Linked DNA regions of Mus musculus: region 1 is linked to region 2. A link is a loop called in an ENCODE intact Hi-C map of the cell type or tissue named here. Cell type or tissue: heart. All regions are shown on one strand. Each heading gives the region's core, and the rest is flanking DNA. Links, peaks and the distances in the headings are about the cores only.

Evidence for each region. A loop is a pair of places that touch in the nucleus more often than their neighbours do. Peaks named below come from ENCODE experiments on the same cell type or tissue, not always from the same donor. Only the 100,000 strongest peaks of a DNase experiment are listed, where the experiment ranks them.
Region 1: a loop joins it to region 2, with 5 times the contacts of the local background. A loop is called at or near these places in 4 of 42 quality-filtered maps.

The regions. Positions count from the first base shown.
Region 1 is chr8:83,660,271-83,664,657 of GRCm38, reverse strand. Gipc1 (GIPC PDZ domain containing family, member 1) reads right to left here. Exons shown (of 7, transcript NM_018771.3): 2 at 3,378-3,699; 3 at 2,518-2,703; 4 at 2,243-2,423; 5 at 1,497-1,609; 6 at 657-738; 7 at 1-540. The coding sequence starts at 3,665. The coding sequence ends at 389. Among named protein-coding and RNA genes, the nearest start is that of Ptger1, 4.2 kb to the left of the region's middle. In heart, for the core only: no CTCF peak of the experiment used is centred there; DNase peaks (open chromatin) are centred at 437, 2,187, 3,177 and 3,457; H3K4me3 peaks cover 1,341 bases; H3K27ac peaks cover 2,390 bases.
Region 2 is chr8:83,781,390-83,785,776 of GRCm38, reverse strand. No RefSeq gene overlaps it. Among named protein-coding and RNA genes, the nearest start is that of Gm51542, 13 kb to the right of the region's middle. In heart, for the core only: no CTCF peak of the experiment used is centred there; a DNase peak (open chromatin) is centred at 2,416; H3K27me3 peaks cover 587 bases.

The DNA.
Region 1 (4,387 bases), core at 313-4,312, 120 kb after region 2:
AAACAAAGCAAAAAAAGTAAAGTAGGGAGGTCATGACCCCAAAGAGAACTGAGGCCCAGGGGGACAGAAGGGGCAGTTGCCAGCTGATGGTGGGAAATGTTGGGGACAGAGGTGACTGCCCAGTGTGTTGGTCCCTCCCATGCGAGTACTCTATTGAGGTAGGTGGGGAACCCGGCAGGGGTTGGCCGGGGACCCCAACCAGGCTGGGCACCGTGGTGGTACTGATTGGAGTGGGGCCAGGACCACAGGGCATTTGCACCCCATGCCTTTCCCAGGCTGCTGATTTACGAGCCTCGGCTGTGTGCCCAGGTCCCGGCTGTGGCACCCCTCCTGGAAACCCCAGCCAGGCCAAGCCAGGTTATCTCAAGGTCCAGGTTCAGTTCCAGTCTTAGTAGCGGCCAACCTTGGCATCCCCGATAGCTCCCCAGACATCAAAGACAAATTCATCTGGGAATGCGAAGTCACCGAGCCGCTCATCCAGGGCTTCTGCCAGCTCGTCCGGGTTCCTTTTGTCCTTTCCCAGCTCCACCATGGTGGCAGCTGGAAAAGATGGAGGCACAGATGTCATGATGGGCAGAGGTGTAGGCTCAACTCAGCCTGGGTGAGACCTGGAAGCCCACTCCCACCTTGCAGGCATGGGTGGGTGCCCCACTCACCCAGCTCCGTGTCTCTGATCCCCATGTAGCTCTCTAGCAAGTCATCCACCTTCTCAATGGCCTTCTCCTCAAAGGCCGACGGCTGTGGAGGGCGGGGACAAGACAGCACAATAACGTCAACAGTACTGTGATAGGCACTGGATGCCCTAAGTGCTGGGGACGGCTCCCAGGGACTCAGCAACAGCTCTACCAGTGAGCTGCATCCCCAGCTCCTGGTTTTGTCGTTACTTATTTTATGTAGAGGACTGCTTTGGTTGCACATGTGTATGTGTACAAGTGTCTGCCTGGTGCCTGTGGAGGTCAGAACACTGGACCTCTGGAATTGGAGTTAACAGATGACTGTGAGCCACCCATTATGGGTACTTGGAACTGAACCTGGGTGATCTGCAAGAGTCACACGTGCTCTAAACTGCTAAGCCATCTCTTTAGTCCCCAACACCCAGAAATGATCATTCTCATATTGAGGCATATTCTAAGTTGCCCAAACTTTGAACATTAAATCTTAGTTTCCCAGGTAGCTAGGATTACATACGTACGTATCCACCCTGGGCTGGCTTTCATATATTTTCATCTAAGACCTTGGTGACAAGGTCTTACGGTTTGAGCTGCCCTTGAATGTGAATCTTCCTGCTTGAAACCCCATGTCTGGCAGTGCTTTTTGTTTGCATCATTAATGTCTGCTCTGACAAGAAGTTACCGACTCTTACTCTACAGGGAGGAGTCCCAAGGCTCGATGGGCCACGGTAGGTCTCAAAGTTGGGAAGAGTAGGTTTAAGCAGAGGTGTCCAGGGTCTTTCACATAATCAGAATGCTGTCACTGGCCAGGGGTGGCTCACTCACCAGATCCTCCACGGTGGCAGGGCCCCGGGATCGGAGACGGAGGGTCCCTCGGCCAGTGCCCAGTTGTGGGCCTGAACCAGGGTGGCCACCGGCTGAACGCTGGCTGATCATATCTGTGGGAGGTAAAGGTAGTGGGGAATTTCAGCATACAGCGAGTACAGTACTCAGGTACCTAGGCTTCACACAGCCACCTCTCGCCATCGCCAGGTTCTGTAGGCTCCTTGGGAGAGGGGCTGGGTTCCAGGAAGGCAGGACTTTGCATGGAGCGTGAGGGGCAGCTGGGGGTCATGCAGAAAGGCAGCTGGAGAGAGAATGGAGGGGAGCTTCTCTTTGAAGGATTGAGGGCTGAGAAGCGTGAGTATAGCTGCTGAATTCCAGATAAGCCCTTTCTACCCACACCAGGGGTGCCTCAGGCCCATTCCAGAGAGTTAGTGAAGCCAGGTAGAGACAGGGGCAGGGCACAGGAGCTGTACAAAGCAGCCAAGCCTCACCTCTCCAGGCTGAGGGGGCTGGCCAGGGTTGGGGGCACTTGGCTGGGCTAATGGCTCCTGGAAGTCGGGTGTGGGGACAACTTCCTTCAGGCTGGGCTGTCAGCCAGCACTTAGTTCTTGGGTAGGGTGGGGCTGTCCCCATTTTGCATTGCAGGCTCGGGCGCCACCTGCTGGTGGTTCCCAGGACTGCCACCTGTATTTCTTAAGAGCTCAAGGTCATCCCAGTGGGTGGTCCAGGGTGCAAGGATGGCTCACCAAAGGCCTTTCGAGGTTCTGTGAGTTTGAGGGTGAAGGTGCGGCCTCGGGGCAGCTCCTTGAGGAGCCTGGCAACCTCGTAATGCCGACAGCCCAGCAGGCTCTGCCCGTTGATGGCTTCAATCATGTCCCCCACGCTGATGAGCTGAATGTGGTCAATCACACTGCCTTCCTTGATGCGCTGTGGAGGGGCAGGCATCAACCCTGGAAGCTCCACTCTAGGTCCCATTACAGACCCTGGCCACTGACTAAGGGTGTGCCACCCACCCGGGCACCTTAATGAAGGCGTAGCCGGCCCCGTTGTCGGTGATGGTGAGCCCCAGAGCCTCCTCCGACTTGAACACTTCCACCTCTTTGCGCTGCCCCTTCACATGGGCAAAGATGAAGTCTTCCAGGCCGATCTGGCCCCCCAGGAGTTTGTCCATGTCCACTTTGTGGGTGTTGAGGGTGCAGAACATCACCTGCAGAGGTAGGGCAGGATGCTCATGCCTTCCTCCCTGGGTCTTCTTTCCCAACACATCCCTACCCTAGGGACTGGTGACACCCAGGGCCAAGGAGAGGTCCACATACTACGAGCAGGATTTCTGTCGTGGTAAAACTCAGAGCTAGCTTGATATACAGAGAGCACTTGATACCTACTGAGGAGTGAATGGACCCTAGACTCCCACCCAGCCTTCCTACCCGCCTCTACTTGAATCTCTGCCCCACTGTCGCCCTCCCACCCTGCGGCTTCTCAGCTTCGAGCTTGGAGTCATGCCTCCAGGGCATCATGGAGAAATAGAAGCTGCTCCTGACCTCCAGCTCCCAGTGTTTGGGGGCACAAGCCTCCTAATACCTTATGGAAACCCAGCTACCACGTGTCTGTCAGTCCTCCACAACCTACCAGGACACAGGCTACTTCAGACCTAATGGGCAATACAACCTCCGAGCCTCATAAGGCCTGTTGGGAACACACATCCCCAACCCCCACCTACTAGAGTACAAGCCTCTCAAGGCCTGGTAAGAACTCAGTATCCTCCGGTAGCCACGCCTCTCAGATTCAGCGGCTGCTGGCCTGCGAGGAACATGAGCCCTAGCTCATAGGAATACGTGGCCAGGCCTGTGGCTTGCTCTTAAGGGACCTTGGTCCTGATACCTCAGCAGCTGGTAGTCGGAAGGCCTCAGCGATCTTGCCGTACAGCTCCTTGACATTAGTGAAGCCCTCGATGCGGCCTGTGGGGCTGCCGTGGGCCAGCTGGGTATGGAACACGAGGCGAGGCCGGAGGGCAGCAGGAGGTGGGGGCAAGCCCATCTGGGATTCTCCTGCTGCGCTCCCACCCAGGGGCCCAGGCTCCCCAACACCCAGCCCACTCCGGCTTGGCTCCGCCTCCTCATTTTCCACCAGAGGCGGTGCTTTCTTCCTTCGCCCCAGTCCCAGTGGCATGAGCAGCCAGAAGTGGGGACTCTGGCTGGGAGACCTGCAGAAAGGGAACCGGGCTTCATTCTCTGAGTGCCACCCATCACCACCACATGGTATCAACATCAACTAACATGGTTGTGCTTTGCAGAGCAGGGTTCCTTAACCCGGGGGTCTGGTGCAGGCTGGTCAGGTGCTCTATCACTGAGCATCATGTAGCTGTTGAGAATCCCGCTCCCGAGCACGGGTGCCAGGATACCTCCAGAACACTGCCGCCTGAATCAAGCTGTGCTGAACTTGCATTCTGCTGAGGCTTGCACCGCCCCTGATTGGCTGGCACTGTCCACGGAGCTGCAGCTTCTCCCATACACTGGAGTAAGCTCTACACTCTTAAAGCTATGAAAACTAGCTCCTCTGTGTTGTTTAAAGACTAACAACAAAAGATTCTGTCCATGTTCAGCATAGGCACAGGGCTCTCCCCGAATCAACCACTTCTCCCTCCCTCCCGGGTTTGGTTTTGGCTTTGTACATGTGGACCCACATACCTAGACTGCTTCTTACTTTTTTATTTTGAGTAGTTATCTCTTAGTTGCTCAGGCTACCCGTGAACTTGCAGTCCTCCTGCCTCAGACCTCAGAGTCGATGCGATTACAGGAATAGAGCAGCCCATCTGCCTTGCCCAAGTATTTTCTGTGTATAGTGGATTCCATCTGGGCACCCAGAGCTGATGTGAAGCTAGAGAGCTGACT
Region 2 (4,387 bases), core at 163-4,162:
CAGCCTTGCGGGTGGGACAAGTATTGGATTCTTGAACTTTCTGTTGGGAGTCAGCCATTGTTGTACTGGCCAGACCACAGCCAGTAAGTCACTCTAATAAGCTCCTTTTATATATCTATAGATTTATTCTATCAGTTTTGTTTCTCTGGAGAATCCTGGATAATAAACCTCCTCTAAGTGGCAAGAATGACATTGTGTGCCACTTCACCCAGCTCAAGAAGCATTTATGCAAGTAGAACACTCTACATGTGGCTAGTTTATAGTAGGCATCCCCTGTTTCCGGCTACCCTTTCTCAGGCCACCCTGTGCCTCAGTTTCTTTCCTGACACAGAAGGACCAGTTCCGGCAGCTTCTCCCTCTGGCCTGGATTCCGGCAGAATCCTCCCCCTACTCTAACCTTAGAGAATCCAGTGGGAAATCCCTTCCAATCCATCTGAGCACACGTCGCACTAAGATATTTCTCTGGCCTCCAATTGAAAACAGAAGTTTCCTCCGCATTCATGGAGACAGAGCAGAAGGATAAACAAAGACAGACACACTCGGGCCAGAAAAATCTGATGTAAACACATCGCAGCAGACAAACACACAGGCATGCCAAACATACACACAGCCGGCTGCAGCCACCCGCTTGGGCTAGAGTAGCAGGCTCACTGTGCCCAAAGAGGGCTTCTGAACGACCACAGCAAAGGGCAGGGGCACCCCTGAGTAGATACTCTGGGCATAACCTCATCTGGACATCCAAACCTTTGAGTGTACCCAACCCCAAGCCAGAAGTTCAGGGATTAACACACCACGAGGAGAGATCTCTGGCGAGGTTAGTGGGTGGGCACCGGGCCCAGCACCCAGCCACAACAGGTACTTGGTGTAGAGACCCAGCGGCTTCTCAAGTTTCTCTCCAAAAGCCTTCGGAGATTATTAGCTGAATCAGGTACTAGGCTCCCATTCTTGAATCCCAATCTGACCTTGAACTAGGTAAAGGCACACACCAGTTTACAAAGTCCTATGTGGGTCTGCTCAGTAGACGTTCTCTCTCTTTTCCTGGCTATTCTTCCCTTAAGGCCTCCTCGTGCCTCATTTTCTCTCCTGTACATTGTGGGGGTGGGGTTCCAGGAAGGCCCTCTGGACTCTGACCTTGGGGAAAGCAAGAAAAATCCTGGGGTGGGGCTTGGAGCAGGGCAGCCATGGTTCAGCAGCAGGCAAGGGGCCCATGAGACAGAGGGGTTCAGCTTCGATGACCAGGGATCCACCCAGCATCCTCCAAACTGCAGAGTGATCCCCTTCAAACAAGGAGCCAACATCAAGAGGCAGAGACTCAGGAACCTCAGAGAGCAGCTGAACCAGAGGGGGTGGGAGCTGGGGAGATGGAACATTCAAGGCTGTTGTGTCTCCCGCGCCCACCTGGAAGAGGCATTTTATAGCCTGGGCACCACTCCCATGCCAGGGTTTTCCAATGCTTTTTGAGGGGGAAGGGCACAAATTGAACCAAGGATCATATTCTGCATACACAGAAAGTATTCTTCCACTGGGCGACACCCCTAGCTCTCTCAGCTGTATGTTTTGTTTTATTTTATTTTATTTTATTTTATTTTATTTTATTTTATTTTATTTTATTTTATGAGACAGGTTTCATGTAGCCCGGGATGGACTTGAATTCGCGATGAAGCAGGATCCTCTACTTGCACCTTGTGAGTGCCAGGTGAGAACAGCATTTCTGGTTTTAGTCAGTGCTAGAGATCCAACCCAGAGCAGCATGCAGGCTAGAAAAGCACTCTTCCAACTCCAGCCTACATGGTTGGTCGGTTATTTATTTATTTATTTATTTATTTATTTAGAAATGGGGTCTCACCAAATAGCCCTGCCTGTCCTGAAACTTCCTGTGTAGACCAGCTCAAACTCAGAGATCTGTCTGCCTTTTTAAATTTATTACTGGTGGAGGGATCCATAGCGCATGTGCAGAGGCTAGAAGACACCTTTGTAGAATCTGTTCTCTCCTCCCACCTTCACGTGGTTTCAGGGATTTGGACTCAGGTCACTAGGCTAAAATGTATTTTTATGTTAGGTCACCCATTCACCTGGTTTATGAACCTGAGCAAGTCATGTCACTAGCCTGAGCCTCAGTTTCTCTCTACAATACACATCGCTACTGTGAATGCGCACCTGCCTCCATCCCTGAGCCAGCCATGGCCTATGTAAGTTTGTCCTTGCATGCATAAGTTGGGGGTTACTTAGCTAGTGTGCGCACTGCTAGGAAATAGGTAGAGAGGGCACCTTCATCTCTACCTCACACATGATCAAAAAGCTTCCCAACCAGGCGGTGTCTACAGGCCTCTGTCTGCAAAAACACCCGGACACACCGCTAGTGACCGGTAAGGCTGCTGCTGCAGCGCGGGGAGCGAGCGCCACCTGTGGGCCGCCAAGTGGAGGTGCGAGCGGCGCCTGCGAAAGTGGGTCACAGCCACCTCCTCCCCGCCCAGGGCGCACCCTCCCCCATCCCCAGGAGTAGTTTTAGAAACAGCTCACGTTTATGAAATTCTCCTGCAAAGGACGCTTTCTCAGCCAGAATTTGTCCGCGTATTCATGCAACAGACATTTGCCGAGCGCCTCTGTGCTTGTCCTGGTCTGGGGTCAGAGACAGGGAAGAGAGCATTTAAATCGGCCAGAGCTCCTGATGGCATGAGGATGAGGGTGAGCTCAGGAGGGCAACTGGGACCAGACAAGACAAGACAATTGCTGGATTCAGTAAGTGTACTGAGGAGAAGGCCAACAGAGGGATAGAGTGACACGTTCATGACTGAAGAGCCAGACCGCAGATCAGAGCCGGCTCCAGGCGGTGTGGCTTGTGCAGAGGGTTGAAAAGCTCTGAGCTACCCCATGAGCACACCAAGCTCCAGGTACCAATACACACGGACACACATACACACCTAGACACACATGAACATGAGAGAGAGAGAGAGAAAGAATGAATTACATTAGGTTTTCCAGTTAGGTGTGGCAAATGCAAAGGCCCTGGGGCAGGCAAGCTTGAAGGTAAAGCTCTCTCCCTCTTTCAGATTTATCTTATGTGTATGACTGTTTTCCCTGCATGTGTGTCTGTACCCCACATACCTGGTACCCTCTGAGATCAGAAGGGGGTGTCAGGTGCCCTGAAACTAGAATTACAGGTGGGTGCTAGGAACTGAACTCAGGTCATTTGCAAGACTGAATCACAGAGTCGACGTCTTTAAGCCAATGTGCTATTTATTTATTTACTGTGTATGCACACGTGTGACAGTGCACATGCTATGGCACACATGTAGGGGTCAGAGGACCCATGCAGGAGTTGCTTCTCTCCTACCAGGCAGGTTCTGGGGATTGAACTTAAGTCTTCAGGTTAGGCAGCTAGTGGCTTTACCCACTGAGCCATCTCAGAGGGCAGTTGATGAATTCTTATAAGAGAGGTCAGGGTAGCCAGAACTGAGAGAGGGGTGGTATCAAGACCCCCCCCACACACACACACCGGGACAGAAATTTGACCCGGGGAAGAATAAGCCTTACACTGAGCCAAAACCTGTGGGGTCACCACCCCACTCTCAGCTGCCATGTGACTCACAGAAAGGACCCTGGCTCACAAACAAGTCTAATCATCACTCTCTTTGGCCTTTGCCTCTGACCACAAATTTTCTAAAATGTATGAAGCTAGATGAGGTTGGAGAGGCAGGAGGGCCAGGCAGTCAGGGCCATCCTTAGCTACATTGTAAATCTGGACTATTCTGAATTACATGAGACTATCCTGAGTTTTTAAGACCCTGTCTCGCCGGACGTGGTGGCACACGCCTTTAATCCCAGCACTCGGGAGGCAGAGGCAGGCGGATTTCTGAGTTCGAGGCCAGCCTGGTCTACAGAGTAAGTTCCAGGACAGCCAGGGCTACACAGAGAAACCCTGTCTTGAAAAACCAAAACCAAACCAAAACAAAACAAAACAAAAACAAAAACAAAAACAAAAAAAGACCCTGTCTCAAAAGAATAAATGAAGTTTAAAAAGCACAAGGTGGCGGGGGTAGGCGGCTACATCTCTAGCCTTCCCTCACTGCAGGGAGCTCTCACTCCAGTCCTCAAGAACCTTGCTTGCTCTTCAAATGTTAAAATAAAACTATTTCTTTACTGTATGGCACTATGGATTGAACCTACAGCTTCCATTCTCAGGCCCTTAGGAAACTGCACAGACTGGCCTTGAGCTTGCTCTGTAGCTCAGCCAGACTTGGGGCTGTGCTGTTCTACTTCAGTCTCCTGAGCAGCTGGGGTGAGTGACAGGTGTGTGCCATACCATGGCTTATGCCACCCTACAGGCCTGGATTAGTCAACCATGATCTATGTGACGGGCCTGGCCATCAGAGTCCTGTCCCTGTCC